Linked DNA regions of Homo sapiens: regions 2, 3 and 4 are each linked to region 1. A link is a loop called in an ENCODE intact Hi-C map of the cell type or tissue named here. Cell type or tissue: GM12878. All regions are shown on one strand. Each heading gives the region's core, and the rest is flanking DNA. Links, peaks and the distances in the headings are about the cores only. Region 1 has its middle 600 kb from the start of CDH8. Region 2 has its middle 660 kb from the start of CDH8. Region 3 has its middle 830 kb from the start of CDH8. Region 4 has its middle 190 kb from the start of CDH8.

Region 1 (6,020 bases), core at 1,354-5,353:
TATTTACTTTACTGCTTCTCTGTGCCCCCTAAAAGTAGACTTTTAGCCCCACTCCTATATTGACAGTCACTCTTCATGCTAAAGGGAAAGCCTATTATTTATCTATTGCCATGTAACAAATTACCCCAAGATGTAGTGTCTTGAAACAACAATATTAATTTTCTCGCGTCTGTAGTTCAGTAATTCAAGAGTGGCATAACTGGACTTGATGTTTTGGGGTCCTCTCAGGTTGTAATGAAGGTGTTGACTGGGCCTGCTGTCATCACAGAGCTTAACTGAAGAAGAACCAGCTTCCATGACCATTCATATGATTGTTGGAAGTGTTCATTTCCTCATGGGCCATTAACCTGAGGACTTTGTCTCTTTTCTGGCCATTGGCCAAATGTTATCTAAAGTTTCTTGTTACATGGGCCTCTCCATAGGGCAGCTCACGACATGGCAGCATACTTCATCAGAGCAAGCAAATGAGAAGGGTCAGCAAGACAGAGCAAGGGAGCTGATATGGTTTGGCTGTGTCTCCACCCAAATCTCATCTTGAGTAGTAGCTCCCATAATTCCCACTTGTTGTGGGAGGCACCCGGTGGGCAATAATTGAATCATGGGGACAGTTTTCCCCATACTGTTCTCGTGGTAGTGAATAAGTCTCATGAGATTTGATGGTTTTATAAGGGGTTTGCCCTTTTGCTGGGCTCTCATTCTCTATTGGCTGCCACCACGTAAGATGAGCCTTTCACCTTCTGCCATGATTGTGAGGCCTCCCTAGCCATGTGGAACTGCAATTGAATCTCTTTTTCTTTATAAATTACCCAGTCTTGGGTTTGTCTTTATCAGCAGTGTGAAAACAGACTAATACAGAAGCCAAGATGGAAGTCACTTTCTTTTATGACTTAATCTTGGAAGTGATATCTTATCACTTTTGCCATATTCTGTTCATCAGAAACAAGTCACTAGATTGTGCCCACATGCAAAGAGAAGGGATTGTATAGGAACATGAATATCAGAAGGTGGGGTAATGCAGAGTCATTTTAGAAGTCATCTACCTAAAAGTTTCTCAGATGCCTCCAGTATTAGATGTCCGTCACACTTACTTTTAAAATAATTTAAAATGAGTTAGAGACTCGGAAATTACAGAAACCATTAAGACTAACAACATGAACTAGAATTTTATTTGTGTTGGCCACTTATATAGTCACCCTAAGAGGTTAATGGAAAATGTCTTTGTCATTTTTTATCCAGATTTCAAGACATGAAATAAGTATATATATAAATAAGTATATAAAAAATATACTTATTTATATATATATAAAATATATAAATAAGTATCCGTGGCATTGACATAGTAGATTTTTCCTATTAGTTCTATATTTCGTAGAACTAATTTCATAGATTTCATAGATTTCATAGAATCGTGTATTGACAGAACTGGACAAGAAGCAAGAGATTACTCAGAAAAATGTTTATATTCTACAGATGAGAAAAATACATGGTACTCTCACAGAAAAAGCAATTTCTCTCATGGCCTATAATTATTTGAGGCAAAACTAGGACTAGAACCCAGGTCTCTTTAAGTCCCAGTGGCCTTCTCTTCTGATCATATTTAGCACAAGAGTTTCTTGTGCTTAAAAGACCACAATGGACACTGAAATTACAGAGTATTCATTTTTATGGGTGGAGACTGATGAAAAGAGAGGCAAATAAGTGACTTAAAATTCTATGAATAAACTGACTATTTCATTTGCTAACATTGTTATTCTGATATTTTTGATAGAAATTACTTCGGTCAGAATACATTCACATTATTTATTCTAAGAAATGCATTAAAGTAAAATGAAAATGTGTGGGCCCTTAAGCAGAAATAATGAACTAATTTGGTCTCTGCATAAGGAAAGTTAGTGCAAATTCTCAAGGTTACTCTCACACAGACTTTGGTATTTTTTCACTTAGTGCAGAAGATTTCTATATGAAGGACTAGTGATAAATCTGTAGCAAAATTCACGCATAAACACACACACACGTGCATGTACATATGCATACATGTACACACACTTTGAGGGTAGCTAAAATCACAATTCTAAATTGTGTTGCTCATAACAGAGATACACATCCCAAATGGATAATTTTCATCACTTAAAAGTGATACTCAACAATTCATTTCTGAAATCTTAAACTGGTCCTTTCATAAGGTGAAGATAAGAGAAGCAAAATTATGTGAAAAGGGCTCAGGAAAGGGTACAAACATGGATGTATGTCAGCACATCCATTCGAGTAATCATTTTCTAAAGCTCCTTAACCTGACTCTTGGTGAATGATGGTCATACAGTATTAAACTTTAAAGCAGGTAGAGATCTGTTTATCATTGAGCAAGGGATTTGGAGTGACAATTCAATATATAGTGTTATACTTTATTTATAATTCACAAATGGCTTTGAAATTTTGACTTTACCCTTTCTCCTAGATCCTGTCAGTTTCCATTACAGTTGATGTCTAAAGAACAGACTAGGTTCATCAGTAAAAATAATATTTTGCTACAACTAGCTTTGATGATGTCACCAGCTTATCTGATGACTGCAATGTGCCTCTTAACTTCCAAAGGTGAAATCAAAGAGCTCTGTCTTGTCTTTTCATTTTAATGATACTGCCACTTCAAAACTTTGGACTAGCTCCTTATCCATATTTTTTTTTTTATCTTTTAACCCCAAACCTCTAAATTTTGGACATCTTACCTGGGCCAATTTCATATATGCTACACTGAGTTTTGGGAAGATGGGGGAAGCAGTTTACCATGGTAAGGGTCCTGGCAGGAAACAGAAGGCATGATCAAGAGAAACAACCAAGAGAGTTGAATGAAGAAAGTATATGTAAAAACATAGGCAGGGTTACTGAAAACCAACAGAATGATCAAGCACACATGTGCAAGCAGCAGGAAATGGCTGTCAGCACTTACAGTTCTGAAGCAGCAGGGAGAGGAATCATGTTATGCATTGAATTATGCCCCTGCAAAAAAAAAGAAAAAAAGATATGTAGAAGACCTAATCACCAGTAGCTGAGAATGTGACTCAGAATGAAATAGGGTCATTGCAGTTGTACTTAGTTAAGATTAGGTCGTATGGGACTAGGATGACCAGTGCCTTTGTAAAAACGGCCATGTAAAGACAAAGAGACACAGAGATGAAGACACAGGAAGAACACCACATGTTAGTGGAGGCAGAGATTGCAACAAAGCATTTACAAACCAAGGAATAACCTGCAATGCCTGTAGCTACCAGAAACTGAAAGAGGCAAGAAAGGTTTCCTGTTTGTGGCTTCAAAGGGTACACAGCCCTTCTGATACCTTGATTTCAGACTTCAAGCTTCCAGAACTGTTGTTGTTTTGCAAACCTCTAAATTTTGGACATTTTAACTCTAAGCAAATTTTATATACAAATGCAGACCTCGCTTTTCCATCACATTAAACAAAGAAATTAATGTTGGAGCAACAGGAATGGAATTACGTGCCAGGGTGAGGGAATTTCACTTCGGCTTTTGTGGTTCAGCCCAGCAGTCTTTGTTCTTCTTTTCTTCCTTCTGACCCAGAATCTTCTCAGCAGTTTTCTGAGCACAGTTATGTCACCTATCATCATTGTAGATTTTCTGTATCTCATTCTGGCCCCAAGTGGCTGTGCATTGAACTTAGTTTCACCAGTTTCCTCTTTCTTGCTGGTCTCAAAGGAAAACCTGTGTGTTACTTTCCTGCTACTCTCCCCCTTCTTTGTTATAATGGGAAAACTGAGAACGACAAAAACACGCTTGGGAAAATTCATTATAAAATCTAAAATGTGACATGTTACAAAGTTCATCAAGTACTGGTTCCTGGCATATAATTGCCAAATCTATTCTTAGAACATTCTAGTATGATACTATTGTCTGCTGTTAATTCTGAAGCTGGCACCTACCCAGCCTCCGTCATCACTTTACCCTTACCCAGATGAGTGCCTAATGGATCCAACCTTCATGTGTCATCCTTCTGTTCAGGCCAAAGAGAAAGATGAAAATAATCCAGATCACAAATCAAAAGTACGAGCTTTTGAGACACTCAGGATTTTCTGAGTCTATTATGGGGACAGGGGTCATTTTTGGCATGTCATAAAAGAGGAAGTCCCTGGATTTTGGGAGTACTGAGGACACTCAAAGTATTTTTGGTAAATTTATTCTTAAAATATTTTTTAAATGATTTTAAGCAATAAATAATGAGAAGACTATGACATTTCCACCAATAATAATCCACACACAATCTAACAAAAGACAAGAGCAAAGCCAGGGATACTAAAGATCAACAGGACCCACATACCACAAGAAGACAGAAATATTTACTTATTTTAGCAAAGTGTGACTGACAACAGCCATCAAGTCTGTGGGGGGATTTATAAGTTCATTTTAGAACCACACTGGAATATTTGGTAGCTTGGAGTGCATGATAACGAACTTGAGGTATAGAAGAGAGAGAAGGGGATCTTAATAGTTCTCACATCAATGTGTGAGTGCATTCTTAAATTTTCTTTCATTACCTCATACATCTGCCCTGGATTTACTGCCCCACCTCAGTCTTCTGAAAAACTGATGACTTCAAGATTCCTGTTACTGGTCAAATTTTGGCAGCTCTTCTCACAATATTGATTTTGAAAGGCTTACTTCTGTCAGAGTGTGCCCCTGTTTCAAATGCACAAAGTAGGCAGTCAGATCTAATGCAGAAATATACAAGAAAGTACACGGAAAACAAAAGGAATGTATATTTTTAGCTTTTGCCAATGTCTGTGTTTCCCTTTCCCTCTAGGCTGAAGGAACTAATTTAAGGCCCCTTCGTGGATAATATATGATAAAATAAAGCCAACAGCAAAAAGAAAAGTTCACAACAAGAATATGGTATAATAAAAATAAAGCCAATTACATAACTACAAGAAAGGGCATAAATATGCCAATTTAAGCAGTAACCAGTGTGAGTAATGTATAACTTCAATAGCCTAACAAAAATAAGACAAAATCGATATGGCAGAACTCAACATATATTATAAAAATAATCAGATTTTATTACTAACCCTAATAACTACTATATATTTATTTGGAATGGTGGTGTATTGTGTTTAATAAAATATCAGAGATTTCTTGGGTTTTATGAAGCATTTCATCATGTTAACATTACATCCCTTTCACATAATTTGAAATAATTACCAAATATTTCCAAACTACATTTGTGTAAATAAATCAATCAGCTTTGTGAGGCTAAAAGCCTTGCCAGATCTTCTCCCACTTTTGAAGTGTTAACGTTCTAATTTATTAATTCATTAGAAAAAATATCTTAGAACATGAAAGGTGAAACACAGTTTTGCCATCCATTTGATGACTGCATTCTATCCATCTACTTGAAAAGCATTCCACCACATGGCTATTTTTTCTTTTCTTTGACTACTAATCACACTTTAGGGCAGATTTATTCCTTATCATCTGAATTACTTTGATAAACTCATAATTTATTGTGTTCAGGAACTAGCTACTAACGCTACTAAAATGCAGGCTTTACATGGTTACCAGATTTATTTTTGACTGTCTCATTTATTTTTCAAACATCATAAAAAAACTCACTCGCTGGAAAAATGGCATCTAATCTCCTTAAAATGGAGTCAATCACGCCTGTAATCCTAACACTTTGGGAGGCCGAGACAGGTCGAATGCCTGAGATCAGGAGTTCGAGACCCGCCTGGGCAACATGGTGAAACTCCATCTCTACTAAAATACAAAAAATTAGCTGGGCATGGCAGCATGCGCCTGTAGTCCCAACTACTGGGGAGGCAGGAGAATTGCTTGAACCCGGGAGGCAGAGGTTGCAGTGAGCCGGGATAGCGCCACTGGGCACTGGACGACAGAGTGCGACTCCATCTCCAAAAAAAATTAAAAAAGGAGTCAAAAATAGAATATGATGCTGGTTTCTAATGCCATTAAGATTTTTATAATCACCTTAGCAAATTCTCAGTTAAGGCCAAACACTT
Region 2 (6,020 bases), core at 914-4,913, 54 kb before region 1:
GTCAGGAGTTCAAAACCAGCCTGGCCAAAATGGCGAAACTCTATCTCTAACTAAAAATACAAAAATCAGCCAGGCGTTGTGGCAGGCTCTGTAATCCCAGCTACTCGAGAGGCTGAGGAAGGAGAATTGCTTGAACCCAGGAGGCAGGGGTGCAGTGAGCTAAGATCATGCCACTGCACTCCAGCCTGGGCAACAGAGTGAGACTCTGTCTCAAAAAAAAAAAAAGTTTTTTATATAGTTTCCAAATCTTTAATTTATTTTATATAGATATATATATACACACACACACATATATAGTATGTTTATATTATATGTGTGTATTATATCAATGTTTCATATTGAATCTTTGTTCTTTTATCAATTAGATTTCCCATGTTCTTTTCCTGGAATTCCTGTTGGGCAAATGTAATCTTTTCAATAAAAGATAAACATTTCACAATTTCTTGTAATAATTCATTGTAATAATACCACTCTCATTTTCATATTCTCCAAGCCACTTAAAAAGTACTAGTTTATTAACCAAGCAATTTATCAATATTTATTCATAATGCCAATGGCAGACTTCTTGTCATAAATAATTATTGAGGTAATAGTTTTATTATTAAAAACTGATGACAAGTGCAGAGTGATTGCCCTAATAAAGACTGATGACAGAACTTCGTATCTGATGCGACACTCAGAACACTGTGCAGATTGAATCTAAGGCCTCCTGCATGGATAATAAATTGTTATTTTAGAGAATAAAATGATTGATACATTTGCTTGCTGTGGAAAAAGCAATGGGGAGAAGATTCTACTCCCTAACTTATTTAAACAGGCTATGGTGAAATTTTCTTTCCTTGTGACAGATTTAACTTTCCAATAAAATGACAGCTCTTTGGCAGAGATAGGAGCAGAGAAGCCTTCTTTTTTAGAAGCTCCTAAAAGTCAAGTTCATTTTGGAATACATCTGGATGTTCTCTAGCCTCCTTGGCTCCCTCAGCAGGTGGGCGTCTGGGCCAGAGGTAGGAACATGGTGGAAAGTCATGCCATGTGATAGCATGGCCAGCTCAGCAAGGAGATAAATGAGTTCTGTCAGATTACATTGGAGAAACTGCGGCTGACTTTTGCATCACCTGGCTCGGTGCACAAGTTTATTGTATTTTTTTTTCCTATTGGTTTGATCTTACCGTTTATGACAAACTAACCCTGGAAGCCATCCATCTTTTGACAACCTGGGAAATGACTGTATTGGGATGAGGTAGGGAGGAGGAAGAGAGAGAGATTGAGACAGAATTGAAATTGTATGTCCTATGTATTTTTAAATGTTTTATTCATAACTGCTATTACTAAAAATTAAAATGAAATGACAAATATGGAAATCTCCTCAAAGAAAATACCTAAGATTTAAAATGTATTCTCTTTACATAGCTTAATCTATTTATATTTATGCAACAAAAGGCAAGGAAAAGAATGACAAATATATAATTTAAAATGTCACCCAATAATGGCAGGTGTGAACTAAAGTCAAAGAATTATTATATTTTCCAATTTTTATTTTAAGTGAGCAATTGAAACATCAAATATGACATATATTCGATGGTTTTGGATCAATTCTAAATGAACTGCTTATTTGTGAAACACAAGTATCCACCTTTGAGGTCTGAATGTATTAGATGGCTTCATTCTTCTCTGTATATGTCTAACAGTGTGAAACTAAAGCAATCTTTGAAAATTATTCTTGTGAAAATAATTTCTTTTCAGTTTTTTATTGTTAAAATTTTCTTAGAATATATAAAAGCATGTGTTATATTTTCTCTATATTATTGAATGATGATTTTTATATTTAATAACTTTGTTTTCTAGAATATGGCCTTGATAAGAAAAATAGCAAAACTTCCTAACTCAATTATTTTAGTCTGTGGTTAAAATTATGTCGAGTCTATTTGTGAAATGCTATAGATTTCCATTCCTCTTTTTTATCTCAAAGCTTGATGTTTTCTTACAAATATTCATTTTAAAAGTACTTTTTAGCATTTCAATAGTGATAAAGACATTTGTATTAGTTTGAAAAAAAGACAATGCTGCTGCAATGTGATGCTTTGTAATTGGCAAATCTTGCCTTTATAGCATAAAGCAGGAATTATGGGCTCGCAAGGAGAGATTTTTGTTTCTTCTGTGGTATATGTTTAATTCTCTAGGATAGAAAATACATGATGTTCGAATTCTGACACTTATTAAATTAGATTCAATTACCATGTATAGCAACACCACAGGATGTATTATGCTTTTCAGGGTGGACCCAGGACTTAAAATGTATTCACTGTATCCAAGAAATGTATGATTACCTAAAGACACCAAGGATAAACAGTTATTTCAGTCAACTAGTTAAAGCAATGGATTGCAAACATCTATGCATGTTTCACAGAAAGGTGAGGATGACTGTTAGCTCAATTAAGCAGAGCTTTCTCCCTTTATTCAGGGAACAGTCCTTGACACCATCTAAGTGCCAAGCACTATGCTAGGCACGGGTGACATATAAATTCATAACTTCCCATTGGTTCAGTAAGCATTTATGCACAGCCTATTTGCCAGAGCCTAAGCTAGATGTTGAGAATATAAAAGTGGGTCAGAGTTTTGCTCTTAAGGAACTCAGACGTGAAAATAAATAGAATGCAAAGAAGTGTTAAAGTTATTGTGACAGAGGTTTGAATAAGATATAAAGCTAACAAATGTAAGATCTCAGTAATTATATCTGAAAGAGAAGGGGTTTCATGGAAAAGATATGATGAAGCCATCTTCAAAGATGATTTGATTTTCAATAATAAATGAAAGGGAGGGGGCATATCTGCCCTGAGTAGCTTGATTGCAAATAAAAACAACAAAAACAATGACAATAAAAATAACAGAAACGCCAGTTTTATTTAAGTGAAAAAAAAAAGGTATTGTAAAGAGATTACATAAACCACAGAACTGACAATAAAACTTGAGAGCCACAATAATGCCTGGCTTATTCAATTAAAAAGCTTCAGTATTGTACTGTTCCTCTTCAGACAGTGAGTACTTTAGAACAGTAAAGGAAGTGTTAGTGTCACCACTGAAACTGATGATGAGCAAACTGTGATTCAGTGAGATAGAGAGACTTCCTCAAATTTCTGTGCTGTCTTAATCAGTATGCATGTTCTTTACCCTATACTATATTGCCTACAAATGAAGTCCTTCCTCCCCACCTTTGAAGTTTGCTGTCTTGGCCCAAGAAACAGACCCATGAAGTGTCACTCTAGAGACCATGTGGAGAGACTCTAGAGACTCTATTGGAGAGAGTGCAGGGTAGGGAGGTAGCTTAGAGCAGGAATTTGGGCCAACTAGGAAAGCTTCTCGGAAACTCAGTCTCTTAACTACAGTGGGCATTTATCCTCACCAACTCATCTTTTGGTACGTGGTATTTAAACATTTTTTTAACTTTTTTAAAATTTGTGTTCTCTCTTTCTCTTCCTCCCTCCCTGCCTCTGTCCCTCCCTCCCTCCTTCCCTCCCGTCCTTCCTTCCTTCCTTCCTGGCAAACACAACTAACTTCTAGTATAGAAGCCAAAAATGCCCAAACATTTGCTTTTTACCGTGATTCTTAGTAGCCAGAAAATAAGCATGAAACCTACGTTTAAGAGATTAAGCGTTTCTGCCCAAGACTTTGAGTCTGAAAGGGGTGACCCAAAAGAGCAGGGAGCTGAATTGTTCTGGAAAGGACAGAAGCAACCTCACTGTCTAGGGTAGCAGGGTCTGTGCTACCATGGTGGCACTAGAGGGGGTGGCAATTAGTCCTTTCCCAAAGCATGGCTTTGGCTGTTATCTGATCATCAAGCCTTCTCTGACTATTATCCACTTCCCAAGACTGACTCTCTGGCCATCTAGATTGTGTGGTCTATCCCATATCTGCCTAATACATTTCCCTTACTCTTGAGTTAATCAGAAACAACCATTACCAAGAAAAACCCTGACAAGAAAAGTAGATTTTTGCAATATAAAAATGTCTCCCTAATTTTTCTACTTCATAAACAGCTCATTTGTCCTCTGTGGTGAAAATACTGTTCAAGAAACTTGTGCTTGCAACAAATCCCAACTGCATGGTGTCTTCAAAATTATAACAAAGTTTGTTATTATAGCAAAGGTGAAAAAAATTCTTATTGTTTGTTTGCTTTCTGCTGGTTCATTCCATTTCTTTGGGCTGTTTTCCCCGCTGTTGGTACTATGAAAACGCATAAGGAATATGAACACATATTTGATGTTTATGAGGCTGTTGGCAGAGGATACAAAATCCAATTTCTAGCCAAGGCTTATTCCAAGGCCGTAATCACTCATTTGTTATCATCTTCCTTTTAAAAGCTTTAAGCTTATCTGTACAGAGTTGTGTGGTACAGAATAACAGACTACATTCAAATACTGTAAGATTTTTGATGACTTGCTTTTAGAAATAATTATTGGTCAATTTTTTGTAGTCCTTACAGCACTATGATCTCGGCAAGAGGAAAAAAAGTTAAGCACTTAAATTTTCTTCACCTTTTCAGTAAAATTAATGAAACTTCTTCTGAAGACATCACTTGTATGTGGTACTTTTCTTTTCTATGCAGATTCATCCCGTAAGTTTCTTTCAATATTCAAGTCTGGGGAAATTATTTTCTTCTTAATGGATTTGTCACTTTTATTTTTTTTTTTCCTTAACAAACAAGACTAACATAATTCGGTTTCTCTCCTTTCACTGACTTCCAGGAAGATGATAATAAAGTGAGCTCTAACCTTTGCTCTTTAGTTAGTCAGAGTTATTTACAATGACAAAAAAAAAGAAGCAATGTAAATGTCTAGAGTAATGTCAAAACCTTATTAATGGTATATATTTAAAGAAAATAAAATCAGCTTGTCAAGGAGATATCTTCACCCCCATGTTTATTTCAGCTGTATTTATAATAGTCAAGATATGGAATCAACAGAAGTCTCCATCACCCAATAGGTGACTCAAAAAATGTGGCATATATTCACAATCAATACTATTCAGCCATTAAAAAAGATGAAATCTTGTCAGAACAATGTGGATGATTCTGGAGAACATTATGTTATGTAAAATAAGTCAGACACAAAGAGACAAATACTATATAACCTCACTCATATGTGGAATCTCAAATAGTTGACTTCATAAAAGTAGAGAGTTGAATGGTAATTACCAGAGGTTGGGAAAAGTAGAGGGTAGGAATGATGGGAAAAGGTTGGTCAACAGACATAAAGTTATCATTATTCTGTTGCATAATTGAATAACTATAACAATTATTGGGGGAACCAGCCCCCAATATTTCAACTTAGGTTCTTTTCTATTTTCCCTAAGTGTCGGCCGGTCTGAGAAATAAAGAGAAAGAGTACAAAAGAGAGAAATTTTATGGCTGGGACTCCAGGGGTGACATCACCTATTGGTAGGTTCCGTGATGCCCACCTGAGCTGCAAAACCAGCAAGTTTTTATTAGGGATTTCAAAAGGCGAGAGGGGTATGAATAGGGAGTGGGTCACAGAGATCACATGCTTCCTAGGGCAATAAAAGATCACCAGGCAAATGGCAGAACAAGATCACAAGGCCAGGGCAAAATTAGAACTACTGATGAGGTTCCATGTCCCGCTGGGCACGCATTGTCATCGATAAACATCTTAACAGGAAACTGGGTTCCAGAGCAGACAAAGGGTTTGACTAGAATTTGCCAGGCTGGAATTTCCTAATCCTAGCAAGCCTGAGCGTGTTGCAGGAGACCAGGGCATACTTCATCCCTTATCTTCAACCGCATAAGACAGACACTCCCAGAGCGGCCATTTTAGAGACCTCCCCCTGGGAATGCTTTCCTTTCCCAGGGCTATTCCTTGCTGAGAAAAGAATTCAGTGATATTTCTCCTGTTTGCTTTCTGCAAGAAGAGAAATATGACTTTGTTCTGCCTGGCCCCGCAGGCAGTCAGACCTTATGGTTATCTCCCTTGTTCCCTGAAAATCGCTGTTATTCTGTTCCTTTTCAA
Region 3 (6,020 bases), core at 1,309-5,308, 230 kb before region 1:
ACCAAAACCCAACAATTACATATTTGAAGATCAGAATGAAATTAGAAGGTACTCAGTGCGCTGAAGAAATATCAAAACTTCTAGACAGATGGGAACCCAAAATGATTACGCATTACCCACTACTATAACACTGATTCTGAAAGGACTCGAATGGAGCCATACTGGAAATGGTATCGTCTTCTATAATTTTTAAAATATTGGACTAATATATTACTGTTCATCTTAAATAGGGTTTGAAGCAGTTCTCTCTTCAGCACCAATATCTTTGTGATTATAGAAGGGAATCTCACCTTCAGTGACACGCAGATGCAAAGAGTCAAGTCACAAAGACATTCCCAGAATTAACTTATAAACTCAGCAACCAGGGATTTGAAGAGAATATAGACATTTGTGAGGTCTTCCATGGACATCAATTGATAGGATTAGTTACTTAAAGATTATACTTGAGTAAGTACATTCTGCGGTTCAGAATAAAGATCATGAAGCAGGCCCAGTGCAGATGGTGAGTGGCATGGTCTGCACTGACAAGAAGATAAATTAATTCTCTTATCTCACAGAACCACTCCCTTTTCCACACTGGTGAAGGGTACTGCCAGTTCCATAGAAAAAGAGACTGGAGATAAGTATCAGAAACCACTAATGAGCATTTATACTTATTTATATTAATGAATACAACAGAAAAACATACAGGATTTTTTTTACAAAGTCTAGAATCAATCATTCCTAACTTTTTAAAAACTATTTTTATAAACTTATGGATTTAAAAAAAATCCTACAATTTTATTTTTATTTTGGAGTTTTATTTTAAATAGATTAATTGTTCCTGATAGACACTGCTTCACTGTTATAATCAAATTCTGATGTCAAAGTTGGGAAAAGTATAAAATTCAGTATCCTCAGTGAGAATTTCTTCTTAGATGTCTTTCATGTTACAGAAGCAACCCTACATATTTGGTTTATTCATAGCAGAATCTACTTAGACTCTTTCATAGTCTAAAGGCTCTAGTTTTAAGCATGATTTTAGCAAGTTCCATTTTGTAAATTCTACTTCCCGCTGCAAACAGAAAGCACTACATTTCAAAGAGGAAGGTAAGTTGATACACTGATAACTCAAATTTTTACACACACACACACACACACACACACACACACACAAATGCAATACATTCCTATTTAAGATTCAATCTTAGAATTATAATGAATTGATAAGTCATGAGACATCTATGAATTCTAAAAATAAGTCATAACTTAATTTGCATATTATAATGTTAAACAATACGTACCTATCATATTAGGGTTCTCTAGAGGGACAGAAGTAATAGGAGATATTATATATATATATATATATATACGTATACATATATATACGTGTGTATATATATATATATATAAAGAGGAGTTTATTAAGTATTAACTTATACGTTCACAAGGTCCCATAATAGACTGTCTGCAAGCTGAGGAGCAAGGAGAGCCAGTCCCAGTCCCAAACCTGAAGAACTTGGCATCCGATGTTGGAGGGCAGGAAGCATCCAGCACAGGAGAAAGACGCAGCCTGGAAGGCTAGGCCAGTCTCTCTTTTTCACGTTTTTCTGCCTGCTTTATATTCGTTAGGAGTTGATTAGATTGTGTCCACCAGATTAAGGGTGGGTCTGACTTGCCCAGCCCACTGACTCAAATGTTAATCTCTTTTGGCAACACCCTCACAGACACACCCAGGATCAGTACTTCATATCCTTTAATCCAATCAAGTTGACAGTATTAACTATCACAGCTATTGACAATGAGAATGCATAGCTATGTAATAAATTAATATTTATATCTGGTAGTATAAGAGGTATTTATTTTCTTTTACCAAAATTTTCAGGTTTTGTGATGCTGTCACGTAAGTTATCATGATTACTTGTATGAGAAAATCAGCTTTTTCAATGTTGTTATACACAGAAAAAGTTCATTTGTTTATGAAAACATGTTCTAGAAATAGATTTGTCTTACTCAGTTCAAAATATGAGTGTATAGTAATTTCATTACCTGTTTCATCACCTACAATAATTTCACTTTTATCTAGCAGAACTAGGTTAGGTCCAAAATCATCAACCTGCTTATAAAACACTTTCTACTGTACAAGGTAGGAAATTATTTTTGAAATTTTATTTCATTGAGATCAATTTGATTCATCCATGGGTAATAGTATAAAGAAATTATTTCTAGCTGCCCATTTGCTACATATACACCTAGCTTTACATAATCAATAGAAATATGTGCTTTTGAGCTGAATATCAAAAAAGAAAAAGAAAAAGAAAAATAGGTCACTAGATGGTGCCATAATGTTATTTTTTACTTTATTGTCAGGGATTCTGGAAAGGTGTTGTAATCATTTTTAAGAGGCATGTTGTCAGATGCCATGAAGAATAAAAAGTAAACTTAAAGTTAACAATTTGGGGAGGAAATATTATTAATCTTAAAAATGAGTTATATTAGATGTATTGTGTTAAATTGAATTAAAATACATCAATGAGACTGGGAACAAGTTTTGACAATATCAAGGTAGAAAAATGTTCCTTTTTAGGTTGAGGTGATTTTGTTCCTAAAACCATATGTAATTACTCATTTACATATGTAAGGCCATACATAGGAAATAGTACTGTTTTCTAGCTACTCAAAGAGGTGACGATACCTTTCATTCCTTAAATAACCAAGTGTATTTTTAGGTGACTTCTGTTCAATCAATAGTTTTCTCTAATAATTGAAGCTGGCTCCTGTGCTTTCTGTTGTGATTTTCATTGTTGTTAAACATAGACAGCAATGTATATTATTTGTTGACAGAACGTTTCTCCATATCACTGATACTAGAAAGAAACTGCAGCCCAAGTGACAGTTTTTTCAAACAACCGAAAATATTATACCACGTCTGAAACAAATTGAGAGTAATATTCTTGTTTTGGGAAATGCTAGACCTTGTTGCAAGGGTTATAGGTAAAAATACTGTGCACACAGAAACAGACACATATAAGCAGGAGAGAGGTTTATTTGCATTTCTGAACTTCCCCACTGACATAATTACTCAGCAGAGAAAAAAAAAAAGTTTCTACCTCTCCAATCTTCAACGACCATTTACATTCACAATGTTCAAGAGATCTAACACTTTTAGGCACTTTGGAGATTTAACGGTGGAGGAGAGGAGAAAGACTTAAAAGTCTCAAAGTGCTTCTGTATTTCTCTCATTATTGGAAGCAGTTTAACAGTGTACTTCCAGGTCTCTCTTTTACCAGAGTTTGCTCTTTTCAACATTATTATTCAACATGAAAACTGATTTTTCAACCCAAATAGAACAAGAAACCTTTCCAAAAAGGTGCAAATTTCAGTGTCAGATTTAGATACATCTTGATAACAAAATTTCATTTTTCCCAAACACTGATCTGGGATGTTTCTGAGGATAGGCCCATTCCTTTCAGAAAGAATTTGTATAATGTTACTGAGATCACCAGAGATCACCATTTCTAACTGACACAATGCAGGATCTTGGATTTTGGAGGGATTTTAGAATGAAAACAGTGAACAAAGAAAGAGGGTCAGACTGTTTTCAGGGAATATTTATTATCCATTTTAATTAAGCAAGGTAACTGTTTTTCTCACCCATTTAAATTATTACTCCACCCTAAACTTGACAAATTAATATCTAATAATATATTAGCACATGAGAAGCAATTATAGCCTTTCTGTTTTGGGATGGGGTTTTTTGACGTAATTTACAATAAGGTTGGGCTTCTCTCTGACTTAGGTGAAGATGTAGTTAATATAGATTATTTATACAGCTGCTTGACACTCTATTTTACAGCATGTTTCCCTGGGGATGTTAGTTTGTAACAACCTTTTCCTTCCTTGATGGCTATTAATGATACCTGGCACTGCTTTCTTTACTTAACAGGCTATATATACAATTAAACAGAGGCTTTGACATTTTGACTATGCCTTGGCTGAAATGATATGAATGCTGATAGTCTTATACTAATTCACAAGACTTTTATGCAATAGACACAGGAGTAAAAAGAAATAAAGTACTCTGAGTTTTTGTTTAAAATATTGATCTTCAGCCCAAATCATTGCTTAATTTGGATCAATGTATTGAGCTGAGGTTTCCCCAAGATTGAGTGCCTTGCTTTCTTTCGTGCCGTCCAAATAGTTTTATAGATACCAGTGGGACGTTATGTATTAGGCAAAGTGCTAATTGCTTCACATGCATTGGCTCCTCTGCCGGTACTGAGTAAAGGGCTATTATAACTTTCATTTTATGGGTGAGGAAATAGAGGTTTGAAGGTGACTAAGTGACCTCCTTAAAGGCACCAATTTAATCTGCAATATAGCAAAAAGCAGTTGCTGTAATCCAGAGCCCCAGTGGACCTGGGTTCTGTGCTTTTTGTTGTCATTGTAATTGTTAAACATAGACAGCAACGCATATTATTCGTTGAAAGGACAGTTTTCCCATATCTCTGTATACGATATTGGTCTTAGGATGACAGAGTGAAAGAAACATTAAAATTTATCTGTGGCTGGAGAAAAGAGAAGTCGTTTTGATAACATATAATAAAACAGACAATCACCTGAGAGTTTTTCTACTTCATCCAAAAATTATAATGGGTACCATCTTATATAAATTATTAGTAGCTGTTCAGAGGTCTCATTTAGAATATGATTTTTATTCTTTTGCTCTTTTGTGTTTTTCCCTTCCCTCATTTGTTACCGTCTTCGGGGCTGTCAATTAAGGTAATCCAACCCAACCTGACCAATGTTGGCAGGTGGCTTCAGTTAGTCCAATCAAATATTCTTCTCAAATAATTATATTTTCACAAGTAGGACTTACAGACTCAAATTAAGTGGGGAGGGGCTAATCATTCTGAATATCGTGCCCCAAGGAAATTTCCATCAGTTCCTGGTAAAAGATCCTTGTTTCTCAGCCTTCAGCAGCCCACTTCTTTTCCTTTCTTACCACAGGTACTTCGTACTATTTACAAACCTAAGTTTCCTTGTCAATAGGAAGTAATAATAATTTAATAAACCTTTTTTTTTTTTCAGACAGGTTCTTGTCTCCCTCTCTTGGCCATGCTAGAATGTAATGGCGCTGTCTCGGCTCACTGAAACCGCCGCATCCCAAGCTCAAATGATCCTCCTGCCTCAGCCTCCCAAGTAGCTGAGACTAAAGGCACGTGCCACCATGCTCAGCTAATTTTTGTATTTTTTGTAGAGATGAGGTTTGGCTATGTTGCTCAGGCTGGTTCCAAACTCCTGGACTCAAGGGATCCACCTGCCTTGGCCTCCCAAAGTGCTGGGATTATAGGCATGCGCCATTGCACCAGGCCCTAATAAAACTTCTGATAACTTTTTTGAGGATTAATTAATTTGAATAATATAAATAAAATGTGGGCACAATATCTGACATATAATAATAGTTCATACATTAGTTGCTCTTCACCCCCTAAAATCTAAAAAACATCCTCCCATCACCACCAAGAGAAAACATTTATACCCTTCCAATCATAGTCCTATCAAAATACCTATGATCTAAGCACCTTTTGGTCCTACTGCATTGTAAAGACCGAGGACTGGTTCCATTGTTTCTAGATTGCGTTGTCTCCAATGACCTCCTCATTTTGTAATGAGGAATTGTTTCAACTACATAGAATTTTCTATGGTTTTCTAATTTAATTTTGAATAAAAAGGTTATCAATTTCTTGAGATTGAGAGTGTCATCATGTGTCCAACAATAATAAAGATTGGATGGTGTGAGGGAGAGTGAAGGTCTGGAGAAGTGGCAGGGTGGTGGAGGATAACATATTTAAATTATATTAGAATTTAAATTAAAGCATGTTCTGAAAAGGCAACCATTACTGTTTATACAAGGCTCTTTAGAAAAGAATTTAAAGTTACAACATACAAATTAGCTCCAGACATTCTCTCGGCCCAGCTCTGCACATACTAATCAATGAGGCATAAAGATATAATTAGTTCACAGACGCATTTGTTGG
Region 4 (6,020 bases), core at 1,042-5,041, 410 kb after region 1:
GATGTGTTACTTTTTTCAGAATCAGAACATTTTTAACATTAATCAAATCTATTCTAGTATTCCCATCTGTTCCTCACATCAGAGTTTCTTTAAGATAGTAATTATAGCTCTAATTCTATAATGCTTTTCTTTCCAAGAATACAGGTTGATGTATGCACCATCTCTTCTTCTAGTCAATTAATCAATAAGCATGCACAGGCAGTAATTGTGATGAAGAGTCCCGTTAATACTAAGAAAGCTAATGGTCCTTTTCATCAAGTGCTGATTAATCAGAAAATATTTTTCCCATAATTGGTAACTATTTTTATAATTCCTTAGAGATTTACTGAAATTAACAGGTTGAATTTTCTCTATTATGTGGAACAGCGATTTAGAAACCTAAATAATAAAATAAAAACATGGAATCAGAATGTAGCAATGTTTTCTATCATAAATTGTTTAGCAAATGAACATGCAGATTATTCCAGGCTCACATTGCTTACTTGGATATTTGAAACCACTTAAAAATTCAGTACTTACAAATTATCTATAAATACATTAAACTCTCAAAGAACCTGCAATATTAATTGTTGACTGGGGATTTCATAGGGCAAACAAATTATTCAGACAGAATAATGTGTGTCGTTGTTTGCTGTATTTCCCCAGGAGGTAAAACAATAAATTCCAAACCTTAAAGTCACCAAATTTATTTATCTTCTGGAATGAGTCCTATTTTTCTGTTCCACAGTGAAACCAAATGAACCCTGCAAAAATAAAGTGCTTTGAAATTTGTCGTTTTAAACAAGAGAAAATTCTTTTCTAACTAGAATTTGGATACTATGGTACAAAAATATTAAAAGGGTCTTTTTCTCAATGATTTATGCTTGGATGCCAAAATATTTGAGTGCGAACATGCTGGAATGAGAAAACAAATATTGTCATCTTTTGAAGATCTGCTGTGGAAAATATCATGGGTTTGTAATCAAGTCATTTATTCATCCTTTCTAAAGATGTTTGTTGAGCACACACTGCATACAGGATACATTTAAAAGAGTCAAAATTCACTGAGACAACATGAAATCGGAAATGCCAAGAGACAGAGAACTTCGGCAGGTTGTCTCCAGACCTCTGGGACTCAGATTGTTAATGTCCAAGCCACACTAGAACCCAATTTTTCTCCAGTTTTCTAGAAGTTTTCCTAGAGCATCTTGCTACAACAAATTAGTCAAATTATTTCATTCCAATAAATGGCAGATTCCATTAGAACTTAATGTATTTACTGATAATTTGTTAAGTACTGCATTTTTTAGTGTTTTAAAATATCATGCAAACATTGTTAGTCTGGACCAAACTAGGGAGTCATTATTGCCAAGAATAAGGGGTTGAGGATTCAAAAGAAACACAATTTAAAAAGGACATGGAGACGGGCAGTAACATGCTGTCTAGCAATTTATGTACTGTTGTATTGTGAAAAATAATGAGACATTTAAATCAGATAGTTCTGTATTTGAATCCAAGCTCTGAGACTTTTTAGCTCTATGACCTGGGGCAAGTTACTTTATCCATAAGCACAACTGTCCTTTCATCTGTCAAATGGAATTAATATAACCGTTAGAGTTCAGTAAACATTAGTTGTTTTTATGTATTAGCCACGGTAATAAGCACCTTACTTGTAATTTACACATCTGAGGTAGATACTTGATATGGTCTGGCTGTGTCCCCAACCAAATTTTATCTTAATTTGTTATCCTCACATGTCAAGGGAGGAACCTGGTGGGAGGTTATTGGATCATGGGAGCAGTTTCCCCAATTCTGTTCTCACGAGAGTGAGTGAAGTCTCATGAGATCTGGTGGTTTTAGAAAGGGCTTTTCCCACTTCGCTCTCTCTTCTCTATTCTGCCGCCATGTGAAGAAAGTCCTTGCTTCCCCTTCACCTTCCACCATGATTATTAGTTTCCTGAAGCCTCCCCAGCCATGTGGAATTGTGAGTCAATTAAACTTCTTTCCTTTATAAATACCCAGGCTTGGATATTTCCTTATAGAAGTGTGAAAACAGACTAATACGATACTATTATTACCCAATTTTGTTGTTGTTGTTGTTGAAACTGAGACATAGTAACCATTCTCCAGATTGCGTAGCTGTAAAGTATTGGAGAAACCTAGGCAGTCCTGGACTACAACCTGCAGTGTTAGACCGGTGTACTACATTTAAGAGCAGGGGAGATAAAGGAGATAATAGGTATTAATAACCTAGTCATGCTCCTGGCATATATAGTGGACATCCAATCAATTGCATAATATAATTAACAATGAATGTAATAATCTGTGTGCAGAATGTGCAAGAAAGTGAAAAATTGGTCTTAGGAAGAATCATTACGGAATAGAACTGGTCCTGAATGCTCAGGGACATCATGAATCCCTCTTTTCATCTATGTTAGTTGTTCTCAACAGGAGGCAGTTTTGCCTTTCCCATCACACTATTTCTGATTGTGATGACTAGGGAGATGCTATTAACCTCTAATGTGGCCAGGTACATTGCCCATAATCCTACAATGTGCATAGCTATCATCCCTCATGCCAAAAAATTGTCCTGTCCAAAATATCAGTAGTGTTGATGCAGGGTAGGTGAGCCCCCAACTTTGGGGTTTATCAGAGGGGGGTTCTTGGATTTGATCAGGAAAGAATTCAAGACTGAGTCAGAAGTAAAAGATAGAAGCTTTTATTGAACTGGTACTGCTCCTTCCGGAGCAGGGCTGACCCATAGGCAGTGTGCTCAGAGTGAACACTTGTGGACTCCTGTCTAGCTGTATTTAGTCCCACTTTTAATTACATGCAAATTAAGAGGTAGATTATTCATAAATCTCTAGAAAATGTGTGGTAACTTCTGAGCTCTTGCCATACAAAGAGGCGGTAACTTCCGGGTCTTTGCCATGGCGTTGGTCGTGGCGCTGGTGGGTGTGTCTTATGCTAATGAGCAATGAGAGCAACTAGAGGTTGCTTTCTGCGCCACCTGCTGGCTCCTGCTGGTTTATTCACTTCATCCTGTTGGGGTTGGGAAGTAAGTCCTGTCCCTCTCCTACCTCGTGGTTGCTGTTGAGAAATTCTGATTTATGTCATCTCACAGTTTTAATTTCTCATGCTGGGTTAGAAGTAGGCTCTGTTGAAAGAGATGCTTATCAATTTTTATTTTTATCAGAATCATCTCCAAATTTTGTTGACACATAGTGCTGTCAGGAATTTTAAGTTTGAAGACTTGGATTTATCCCAGAAATCTACATTTTCAACAATTCTCACCTTCAGGCAATTCTTTTTTAATTGATACATAATAATTGTACATACTTATGGGGGAGTACCTGTGATACTTTGAAAAATGCATACAATATACAGTGATCAAATCAGCATATGTAGAATATCCATCACCCCAAACATTTATCATTTCTTCGTGTTGAGAGCATTTCTTCTCTTTTAGGTATTTTGAAATACACAGTACAATATTGTTTATGATAGTCATCATACACTATTGAACACCAGGACTCATTCCTTGTATCTAACTGTATTTTTTGTACCCATTAACCAATCTGTCTTCATTCCCAACTCCCACCCTTCCCAGCTTCTGGTAACTCTCATTGTACTTTCCACCTCTGTGAGATAAACTCTTTTAGCTCCTGCATATGAGTGAGAACATGTGATATTCATCTTTGTGTGCCTGTCTTCAGGTAACTCGGAAGTAGATTGTCTCATTGATCCTGCTAGGGAAAACCCCCAGCCTTAACTCTGCGTTATCTGATACTGTGGGCTGGGAAGTGTAGCAGTTCCAGAAGAAGCCAGCTTAATAATAGCTATCACCGTAAACACTTAGCACTTATGTTTTGTGACTCCTCGTGTTCTTCTCAGCCAGCTTCCGTATTAGACTAGCACCCTGTGGTCGAGGAGCAGAGACATATTATAGGCAAGGAAATGTGAGATACGGTCTGACAAGGAGGTGCTAATAACTCTGCTGAAACTCGGAATTATTCTCTTCTTTCTGTGCCCAATGGGGAGGGAAGTGAGTGGAAACAGGTGTTAAAAGAATTCAGTGTGAAGCCAACGTCTGTAGTCAAGCCAAGACAATATGTGCTGGGGAAAGAAGGGACAGCAACTGGCACAGTGAAAAGAAAGAATATGGAGTTAGCATTACAGAGAGTTTAAGAGTAAGAGTTTTTCAGTGGCAAGTTGGGAGAAGTCTCTGTGTATGTGAGTAATTTTCAACAGGCTACTTGAACTCTCCAAGCAAGAGTCTTATACTCTGGCTGCAAGTTAGAATCACCTGGGAGCTTTAAAATAGATACCATTATCTGTGCACCACCAAAGACCAATTAAACCAGTATCTCTGGGGATGGGTGCAGAGTATCAATATTTTTGAATGTGCTCATGTTAATTCTCATGCATAGCCAGGGTTGCGAGCCACTGATCTAAATATTACTTTTGTTCTTTTGGGAAAATAATGAGACAATTAGACAATACGTGTTATGTATTTCAGCAAGAGATCTGGAGCTTAGTAAGCTTGCCGAAGATATTAGTTGTTGTTGCTATGATTATGATTATCATTATTGTTATTGTTATTGATGCTGCTGCTGTTGTTATTTTTATCATAGTTCTGTCTGTTGTCTTATGGCCTTAAGTACCTTCATTGGATCTGTTTCCTCACCTATAAAATGGGAATTGTATAAGTTACCACCTAAAGATGTTGTAAAAACACTAAGGTGGTATACTGTTTTATGAGGTATTTTTGGCAAACAATTCTCATAAATACTCATTTTTTCCCTAGAAACTTCTGCATTAGCTTACATTGAAAGGGAATTTGAAAGTCTTCCTAATAAAGATGATATTCTAAAGTGCCAACAGCCTAATAACATCCTAGTAAAGTAGTACAAAATATTTCATAAGATGAACAATTATTATTACTATCATTATTATTATATGTACAAGGAACTGTGTGTGTTTGTGTTTATCTTATTTAATCTTCCAAGCAACTTCATGAGGTATTATATTTCCATTTTATATATGAAGAGAATTGCTTACACAGTACCTGGCAGAATCAGAATTTGAACATAGAAATTCTATGCTGAATCATTTCCCAATACTGATATTTTGGTACTAAGGAAATAATGGCCTATACAATAAAGTTGGGTGGACAGCTAACTGCACTATCGTCTTCCTTTAATGAAATGCTGGGAGGACAGCTAATACCCACCCTGCTGGGATGAAGCTCTCAGAATTTGAGGCAAGCATTCCTTCCTTTCGGCTGTGGTGGATACATCTATGAGAAAATAGCTTGAAACAAGGCACTGAAGTATCCATCAACATGGGATCTAAAATTGGGAAGTAAGTTGCTGCAGAAATTCTCAAGGCCATGTGTGGGTACACTTGGCGTTGTGTACAATCTTACATTGCTGACAGAGTTGCAGGTGCCAAATTTAATTAATGAAATGGAAATGATAAGATTCTAGAGTTTAGCCAAGAACAAGATTTTTTTGTTCTCAAACATAACACTTTTGCTTTTTCACATATCATAGTCACCAGCATGGCTTTTGACTAATGGATTATAGCAGGAACCTCTGGTTTGGGGAAATAAGGTGTCTTAGACTCAGTGAGCTGGTACTTCAGATGCCCAGTATGGCCTTCTTTTCATTATAACATATAATGTCTCTGTTCTTTCAGTCTCATCCTTGCCCTTACCTTCAAAATGTTATTTATGGCAACAGGCGCATATGCTATGGATTATAATCATTACTAATATTAACCATATTTTAACTTGAATGAAATGGAAGAGGGTATCTCTATAGTTCTTTTCAAAAGGAAATAGAAGTCTTGGTGTCAAATATTAAGAATATGATCCCCCAGAGACATAAAGATTAAGAAAATTTGAAAATAGTATAGTTTTACACCATAATATTTCTGAGGTCTAGAATGTTACTATCCATATATGTAACACCTCTTTCATCAAAAATTGCTTTTATCCTTGAAATTACTATGGGAGGAAGGGGAGGATCGTAATCTCC

Evidence for each region. Peaks named below come from ENCODE experiments on the same cell type or tissue, not always from the same donor. Only the 100,000 strongest peaks of a DNase experiment are listed, where the experiment ranks them.
Region 2: a loop joins it to region 1, with 2.3 times the contacts of the local background. A loop is called at or near these places in 1 of 110 quality-filtered maps.
Region 3: a loop joins it to region 1, with 1.8 times the contacts of the local background. A loop is called at or near these places in 1 of 110 quality-filtered maps.
Region 4: a loop joins it to region 1, with 8 times the contacts of the local background. A loop is called at or near these places in 1 of 110 quality-filtered maps.

The regions. Positions count from the first base shown.
Region 1 is chr16:62,636,629-62,642,648 of GRCh38, reverse strand. No RefSeq gene overlaps it. Among named protein-coding and RNA genes, the nearest start is that of CDH8, 600 kb to the right of the region's middle. In GM12878, for the core only: a CTCF peak has its summit at 3,645; a DNase peak (open chromatin) is centred at 3,328; H3K4me3 peaks cover 841 bases; H3K27ac peaks cover 2,292 bases.
Region 2 is chr16:62,689,955-62,695,974 of GRCh38, reverse strand. No RefSeq gene overlaps it. Among named protein-coding and RNA genes, the nearest start is that of CDH8, 660 kb to the right of the region's middle. In GM12878, for the core only: no CTCF peak of the experiment used is centred there; a DNase peak (open chromatin) is centred at 3,094.
Region 3 is chr16:62,867,048-62,873,067 of GRCh38, reverse strand. No RefSeq gene overlaps it. Among named protein-coding and RNA genes, the nearest start is that of CDH8, 830 kb to the right of the region's middle. RefSeq lists an enhancer at 2,792-2,951. In GM12878, for the core only: no CTCF peak of the experiment used is centred there; a DNase peak (open chromatin) is centred at 2,927.
Region 4 is chr16:62,222,833-62,228,852 of GRCh38, reverse strand. No RefSeq gene overlaps it. Among named protein-coding and RNA genes, the nearest start is that of CDH8, 190 kb to the right of the region's middle. In GM12878, for the core only: a CTCF peak has its summit at 2,999 (motif pointing left); a DNase peak (open chromatin) is centred at 2,962.